Regions from separate parts of the Homo sapiens genome. Here region 2 is linked to region 1. Evidence: chromatin contacts called from ENCODE Hi-C or POLR2A ChIA-PET data. All regions are on one chromosome and are shown on one strand. Each heading gives the region's core, a stretch centred on a gene start or an enhancer-like site at or near the end of the contact. The rest is flanking DNA. Distances are from core to core; before and after follow the strand shown.

What was found. Hi-C counts contacts between places; a loop is a spot of excess contacts on that map. ChIA-PET counts read pairs that join two places held with the same protein, here RNA polymerase II (POLR2A). Pooled maps may share reads with other maps.
Region 2: a map of CD4-positive, alpha-beta T cell shows a loop between it and region 1 (4-fold over the local background). The contact joins the enhancer-like site here to the promoter of GIMAP7 in region 1. A Hi-C loop is called at or near these places in 18 of 168 maps with a recorded cell type or tissue (CD4-positive, alpha-beta T cell, CD4-positive, alpha-beta memory T cell, CD8-positive, alpha-beta T cell and 7 more) and 17 of 50 pooled maps. POLR2A ChIA-PET finds 5 or more read pairs at or near these places in 21 of 52 experiments (CD4-positive, alpha-beta T cell, CD4-positive, alpha-beta memory T cell, CD8-positive, alpha-beta T cell and 12 more).

Annotation. Positions count from the first base shown.
Region 1 is chr7:150,513,301-150,516,780 of GRCh38, forward strand. GIMAP7 (GTPase, IMAP family member 7) reads left to right here and starts at 1,572. Exons shown (of 2, transcript NM_153236.4): 1 at 1,572-1,645. It also overlaps the pseudogene STRADBP1. RefSeq lists enhancers at 1,294-1,453, 1,464-1,723.
Region 2 is chr7:150,477,255-150,480,734 of GRCh38, forward strand. It overlaps GIMAP8 (GTPase, IMAP family member 8), which reads left to right. Exons shown (of 5, transcript NM_175571.4): 5 at 1-2,139. The coding sequence ends at 526. Among named protein-coding and RNA genes, the nearest start is that of GIMAP8, 28 kb to the left of the region's middle. RefSeq lists an enhancer at 1-840 and a silencer at 2,291-2,525. Within about 2 kb of position 1,962, at least 5 of the 41 ENCODE cell types and tissues checked have a DNase peak (open chromatin) inside an H3K27ac peak, as active enhancers do; they include CD4-positive, alpha-beta T cell, CD8-positive, alpha-beta T cell and natural killer cell, where a contact is called at or near this core.

The sequences.
Region 1 (3,480 bases), core at 322-2,821:
CAATCCTCTCACTGCTCCAAAGAGAATGTTTCTTATTAAAGTTTTACTCATTCCTTCAGGAAAATAGGTCCTCAAGAGTTGTCTTGCTGAACCATAGGCCATAAATGGAGAAATAACCCAAAGCCAGCTGCCAACAGTGAAAACTGTCCAATAAGTTGTAATATTGGGATGCCGGAAAAAGTGGGATAGAATCATGGCTTTCTGTAAAACTTTCAGGCGTTCTTTATTGCCGTTTTCCAGATTTGTAATTTTTGTAGTTACCAGCGTTCCCGTAGGAGTATGCCGTGCTAGATGGACAGAAGTCAACTTGTCAAATCCTCTTCCTATTTCTACTTGGAGCTCGTAGTGAGAAACGTTGGCGGAACATACTACTTCACTGGCTCTAGTGGATGGAGGCGACCAGGAAAGGGTTGGCTCTTCGACCAAGTATTGATGGATACTGGTTTCAGACTTGTTTTTCATGTTTGAGTGATTCAACTTGTGTTCTTGAACTAAAGCTCACAGAAAGTGACAAAAATCCAAATATTCCAAAGAAGGCTTTTGTTTTATCTTCCTTTGAAGATGCAGATATATCCTACTTAGCGGCGACGACGGCCAGCGACTCCCTACAGGCTGCCAGTGGTGCGGACCTGGGCGGGTGCCGGAGCCCGGATCACAGAGGGGCAAGGCGAGCGCTCTAGGCCCACTCCTGGCGTGGGGCGCTGGAGGGTGGCAAGGCCGCGACAGGGGCTGTGGGCTTGGAACTCTAAACATAGTATTCTTACGTAGCCAACTGGAATATCTGGTCAACCGTGAGAGCTTTGGGAACCTGCCTCTCACCTCAAGAAACCTCCAGAGCAGATTGGAACCATCCACTGGGTAAATTCTGGAAAATCTGTCTCTGCCTGAGACTGGGGTAGGAAGATGTGGGGTAGAGAGGAAGGTGGGGAAGGGATGTAGGATCTATTCCTTGGGTGCATCTTTACTTGTTAGGTCATGCATATTTTCAAACTTGGAAGAATTATACGAAAAGCAACTAGAGAAACTATGTGTTCATGGGCAGATTATTTTTCCAGGCGTCACCTTCCTTTTTTTCCCTTGGTTCCTAATGATTTAGACTCTGCCTTTGAGCCTCAGTGCTGTTAACTTTTGAATGAGTAACTTGAGGCCTTCCTGAAAGACTATAATAAAAAACCCATATTATACAATCACTAAGAACCCCCAGCTCTACGCTTGGAAATGGCAAGGTATATGCCTGTCTCTCTTCTTCCCCAAATCACCCCTCAGCCTCCCACTCCACCCTGGGAAGACAATCAGGTCCTGTGCCTTGTTTTCTAGGCAATATTTGGGTCATTTAATAAGGCTCTTTTGCATCCATCACTATAACCTGAAGCGAAAAATGTAGCTTTGGAAATGGTGTTTATAGCAGGCCCATGGGCAAAACGTTTCAACCGGGCAAAACTGAAGCAATCACCAGATTATGGAGCCGTATTTCTGTTTCTTTAAAGACAAACATTTTTGTGTGTGTGGCTCCACCCAGCCTGAGCTTCCTGACTGAGAGGTTTTGGTGGCGGTACAGACACTTTTAACTCACAGTAAAAGCAAAAGCAACAGCTCAAGCAGCCTCCTTGGAGAAAACCTGAAAATTCAACTTGTTCAAGAGAAGGTGAGCCTGGCTGAGAAGAGGGTCTGGTGCTATTGGGCTGCGAAGGGCAGTGGGGACAGGGTGTGTGGCTGGAGTGGACTCTGCCCTTAGGAGGGACAAGGCACTGTGCTAAGCAGCACTGCATAGAAGGTGCTGTGGGAGGGGTGAGTAGAAGGGGAGTGAGGAGATTTGTTTGCATGGAGCCCATGCATCTCATATGTAACAGGACACACATGGCTGCATAGTGCACCCTCCACTCACTGGCTGTTGTGATAGACACAGAGTGTTGCCTGATAACCTTCATAAGAAATTAAGGGCTCCTAAGACAGATTTGTAAAGGTGACAGGCAATTTAGAGTCCACCTGTCTAAGTCCCTCTTCTTACAGAAAAAGAATCAGAATCCCAATCCCAGAGATTTTGATGATTCTCCAAGGGGTACCCAGATCACTCATGGCGGAGGAACACTAGAATTCAGTCTGCTGACTTTTTCCAGCATTAAGCAGAGACAAGCTGTGTCCCTAACAGTGTAACATGTGGGGCTGCTGCGCCATTCAGTACAAAAAGAGTTGCCATAAAAGACCTTTATAGAAATCACTCTATGAAAGCCTAAGGACAACCCTGCAAGATTGGTTTTATTTTCCTTTTTTATAGCAGAGGGAACTGGATCTCAAGGAGCTACGAAATTTTCTAGAACCGGTGGGTCTGGCCACAGTTTAGAACTGTTCACCTCTGTTGTAAATGCTTTTGTCATTTCTCAGCCTTTCTCTTAGCTGGAGGTCCTCTGGATCTTCCAGGAACCACTTGAGAAAGTTTTAAAACTTGAGAAAGTTTTAAAGTGATATTTCTGACCATCTCTCTCACGTTTGGCTTCTCAATATGAGAGAGATGGAAAAGTCCACGAGAAATGCGGAGCCCTCCTCACGGTTCCCTTATAACAGGCTGGCTCCCAGCTCACCTTTTTGCAGAAAGCGTGGATCATCTCCTTTGCCCTCCACTGGTCTATCTCTGTGCCATGTCAATGAAAATTTAGAATCATGGCCTGAGAGTAGCCAAGAACAGGCAGTAGAGTGCACGGTTAAGAGTGAGCATGGTAGATTCAGACAGACTTTGAATCGAATGTCTTCTCTGCCCAATACCTCTTAGCACAGTGACCAGGGGCATGTTTCCCAGAATTTTTGAGCCACACCAGCTTCCTCATTTAAAAAATTAGAATAATAAAATTAGTTTCACTGTAGAGTATTTTTGAAGAATAAACGAGATATACAAAACATGTTTTATCAGGGTGTTCTGATATGCAGTCTCTGCTCGATAGTGGTTACACTATACATGGGTTAATTTTTTTATTTGTGAAAAATTTATACTTATTCAAAGGTAAAAACAATATAAGGAACTTCCATGTACCTATATTAAAATCTCACAGTTATCAATTTATGCCAGTCTTGTTCAAATATCTGCTCCTATTCTCAACTCTATCACAGATTATTTTGAAGCAAATGTCAGACATTACATCATTTTATCAGTAAATATTTGAGTATGTGTCTCTGAAAGATAAAGACCATTTAAAAACATTTCCACAATTTCATAAACAGCCTTCAAAAGGCAACTATAAATTTTAATACTACCAGTTGTATTCAGATTTCCCTGAAGATCTCATAATTTTTAAAATTGTTTGAGGTAGGATCTAAGTAAAATTCATACATTACAATTGTTTGACATCTCTTATGTTTCACTTAATGTGTAGGTTTTCACCTTCCTTGTTTCTTTGTGTTAAATTTCTTTGTTTAAGGAAGGGAAGGTCTTTTGTCCAACAGAACTGGGCAGTATTCATACTGCTGATTGCATCCTAACAATGTCAT
Region 2 (3,480 bases), core at 712-3,211, 36 kb before region 1:
TGTGGACACTCCTTCCTTCAACCAGATGCTGGATGTCGAAAAGGACCCATCCCGGTTAGAAGAGGAGGTCAAGCGCTGTTTGTCCTGCTGTGAAAAAGGGGACACATTTTTTGTCCTGGTGTTCCAGCTGGGACGATTCACTGAAGAGGACAAAACAGCTGTGGCGAAACTGGAGGCCATCTTTGGAGCAGACTTTACGAAATACGCGATTATGCTGTTCACCCGGAAGGAAGACCTAGGGGCGGGGAATTTGGAAGACTTCATGAAGAACTCAGATAACAAAGCCCTTCGGCGCATTTTTAAAAAGTGTGGGCGGCGAGTTTGTGCTTTTAACAACAAAGAAACAGGCCAGGCCCAGGAAACCCAGGTGAAAGCTCTTTTAACAAAGGTCAATGATCTGAGAAAAGAAAGTGGGTGGTCCGGGTATCCCCATACACAGGAGAACGTCAGCAAACTAATTAAAAATGTCCAGGAAATGTCCCAAGCCGAAAAACTCCTTAAAAATTTAATAGGTATTTTACAATAGGTAGCCGAAGTGCCTGGGGTCTCTTCAATTAGAGACACCCTCAGGTTGGGGGGAGGGGCGGGGCATGGTACAACCTGTGGGAAGGGAAGCGGGTTCATGGCTTTGAGGGCCTGAGAGGCAAATGCATCCCGCCTTGTGATGTATCAGCTATTTGTAGATAAATAAATTGCAGGTGGGGGCGAATAGTAGGGTATTATAAAGGAGAAAGAAGATACAAGGTGGGGAAATCTGGAAAAAGATTTCAGACATTAGGCTGATAATAAGTGGTAGAATCAAGTCACAAGAATCACCTCACTTGTGTAGGTAGGTTGGAATCAGGATAGACACTGTGATCAAGGCTGAGGCCACCTGGGATGAGAATATAGATAGTCGTACAACAACCCAGGGGATCCAGATACATGAGACCAGGGCAGCGTTCAGCACACTCCTGGGCATGGCGGAAGCAGGAAGCAGACTCCAGAGGGCCTCCCTGTTGTCCAGGGCCGTTGGCTCCCTGAGCTCTCCTGTCTCCTTTGGGATGCGACTTAGGGCTAGAGTGTTCTTTTCTTCACACGTTAGCCATTCCTTACGGCTCTTCACGTTCCACGCCTAGATGTGAAGTGGGACATAGTCTTCCATTGCTGGCTGTCCCTGAGGAAACAGACATGAGTCTTGGAGGTTCTGAATGATTTTATTGCTAATTATCACAGTGACATAGACTAGAACAGAAATTAGAAGCATAGTAAGATTGCCAAAATCAGAGAATCTTGCAAAGTTCTGTAATTCTAAGTGTTGTTCTAGATTTCCTCTAGAGAAGGTTATTAGAATCTCCATTGCGTTTCTCTTTCTCCTTCTCTTTCCCTTGAGGTTAGGAAACAGGTTAAAACTCAGAGAACTCCAATAATAATGGTTTAAAAACATCAGGGGCTTCCTGTATCTCCTGTCAGGAAGCCGAGGAATAAGCAGGCTGGGGCTGGTGGGCGTCAACATCCCAGTTTTGTTCTATCTTTCTGTCCCACCTGCACTGGGATGTGGCTTCTACACTCGAATTTGCTTCTTGGTTTCAAGACAGTGGTGTTCTTTCCATAGCTGAGCAGATTATTTTGAGAGGTGGGTGATATGTGAGAGAGAAATCTGGAACCTTCTTCTGGGTAGATACAGGATAAGATAGATACAGGGTAAAATGTTGAGCACTTTGTACATGCTTTGAGAGCATAATCTTTGTCATCTGTTTTTTTCCCCTAGACAATATCAGGTTACCGTCAACATTAATCCATTTAAAAGGACATGGACTGTTGCCATTAATACTTTTGGATTCCATATAACCCTTAACACAATAACTTCTAGAAAATGTGTGTGCCGTAGACACAAAGAAGGGAACAATAGACACCAGGGTATACTTGAGGGTGGAGGGTGGCAGGAGGGTGAAGATTGAAAAGCTGCCTATTGCGTGTTATGCTGGTTTCCTGGGTGACAAAATTACCTGTACACCACACCCCTGTGACACACAACTTACTCATGTAACAAACCTGTGCATGTACCCCTTGAACCTGAAATAAAAATTGGAAAGTAAAAAAAAGTGTGTAAATATATTTAGTTGAATCAAATAATAAAGATGAATCATTATGAATTCACATTCTCTTTCTGATTTCTATTTTTGTGATTTAGGGAAGCAGCATACCTTCATGAAGAGACAATTGAGATGTTTAGATACCTTGACTCAGGCGAGGTTTTTGTATCTTTGGTGCCTGAGGACCTTCATTTAGACTGGGTGACAGCCATTTGTGTGGCAGGTCCCTGACAGCTCAGTTATCTTTCACTCTGGACATCTAAGTATAGCAAGGACAAATAAATGTAACCAGTATTAGAACCAGAAACATGGGAGGAATAAGGTCTGAAAGGCATTTTGTGCTTCTTCCCTGAGCTTCCCTTCTGCCTGAAGGCAGAAACAAATCCCAGTGTGCTACCTATGGCTGAGCAGGTGACACTGGGAGCTGCACAAGGTGGGTGATGTGTGGGCTAAGCAATGTGGCATCCTCTCACAGGTTGGCTCTAACATACCTTGCTGTTTTCCTTCAGGTCCAAGTCTGAACGGGGCAACAATACTGCTGTGTCAGTTTCTCTGAGAAATACATGCCGAGAAAGAGTTAGGAGCACAAGAGGTTTATGGGGAAAGCTCATGAAAGACAAAAGAGGGAAGAAGCCAAATTGGGCAGGGAAAGCCTTCAGACTGTCATTTAGACTGGACACTTGCAAGAGAAAAGTGGGGAGGAGCTGAGTTGGGCAGGAAGAGCCTGGCAAAGCCCAGGCCAACTCAATAGGGAATTCTGGGGCAAAGACAGATTAATAGCCAAGTCCTGCATTGGACAGACACTAGGAGCTCTGCTGTGCTCCGCTTTAGGCTGGGGACTGGCTGGAGAAAGCATGGCTTCAGCTCAGAAGCTCAGATGGGACCTGACAGTGTTGCAGCTGGAGCTGAATGGCAAGTTTCTTCTTGAAGTGAAAGCCTTCAAGAGTGGCATCCCTTCCTCACTGCCATAATTGGCGGACATCCTCCATGTCTCACTGAAGACCCTCCTTGAGCTGGAAGTCCAGAACTGATATTCTACTCTCTCAAACATATGTGTCTTACCAAGGCCACTATCATGCTGGCCACCTATTGCTTGTCCTGCCTCTCCAATGTGACATCATTGAGGTAATGTGCTAGTTCTCAACTGGAAACAATTTTGCCCTGTAGAAGACATTTGGCAATTCCTGGAGAAATTTTCTTTTTCTTTTTTTGGAGACGGAGTCTTCCTCAGTCACCCAGGCTGGAGCGCAGTGGTGTGATCTGGGGTCACAGCAAGCTCCGCCTCCCAGGTTCATGCTATTCTCCTGCCTCGGGCTGCCGAGTAGCTGGGACAACAGGCGCCCACCACCACGCCCGGCTAATTTTTTTTAAAAATTACTTTTAGTAGAGATGGGGTTTCACTGTG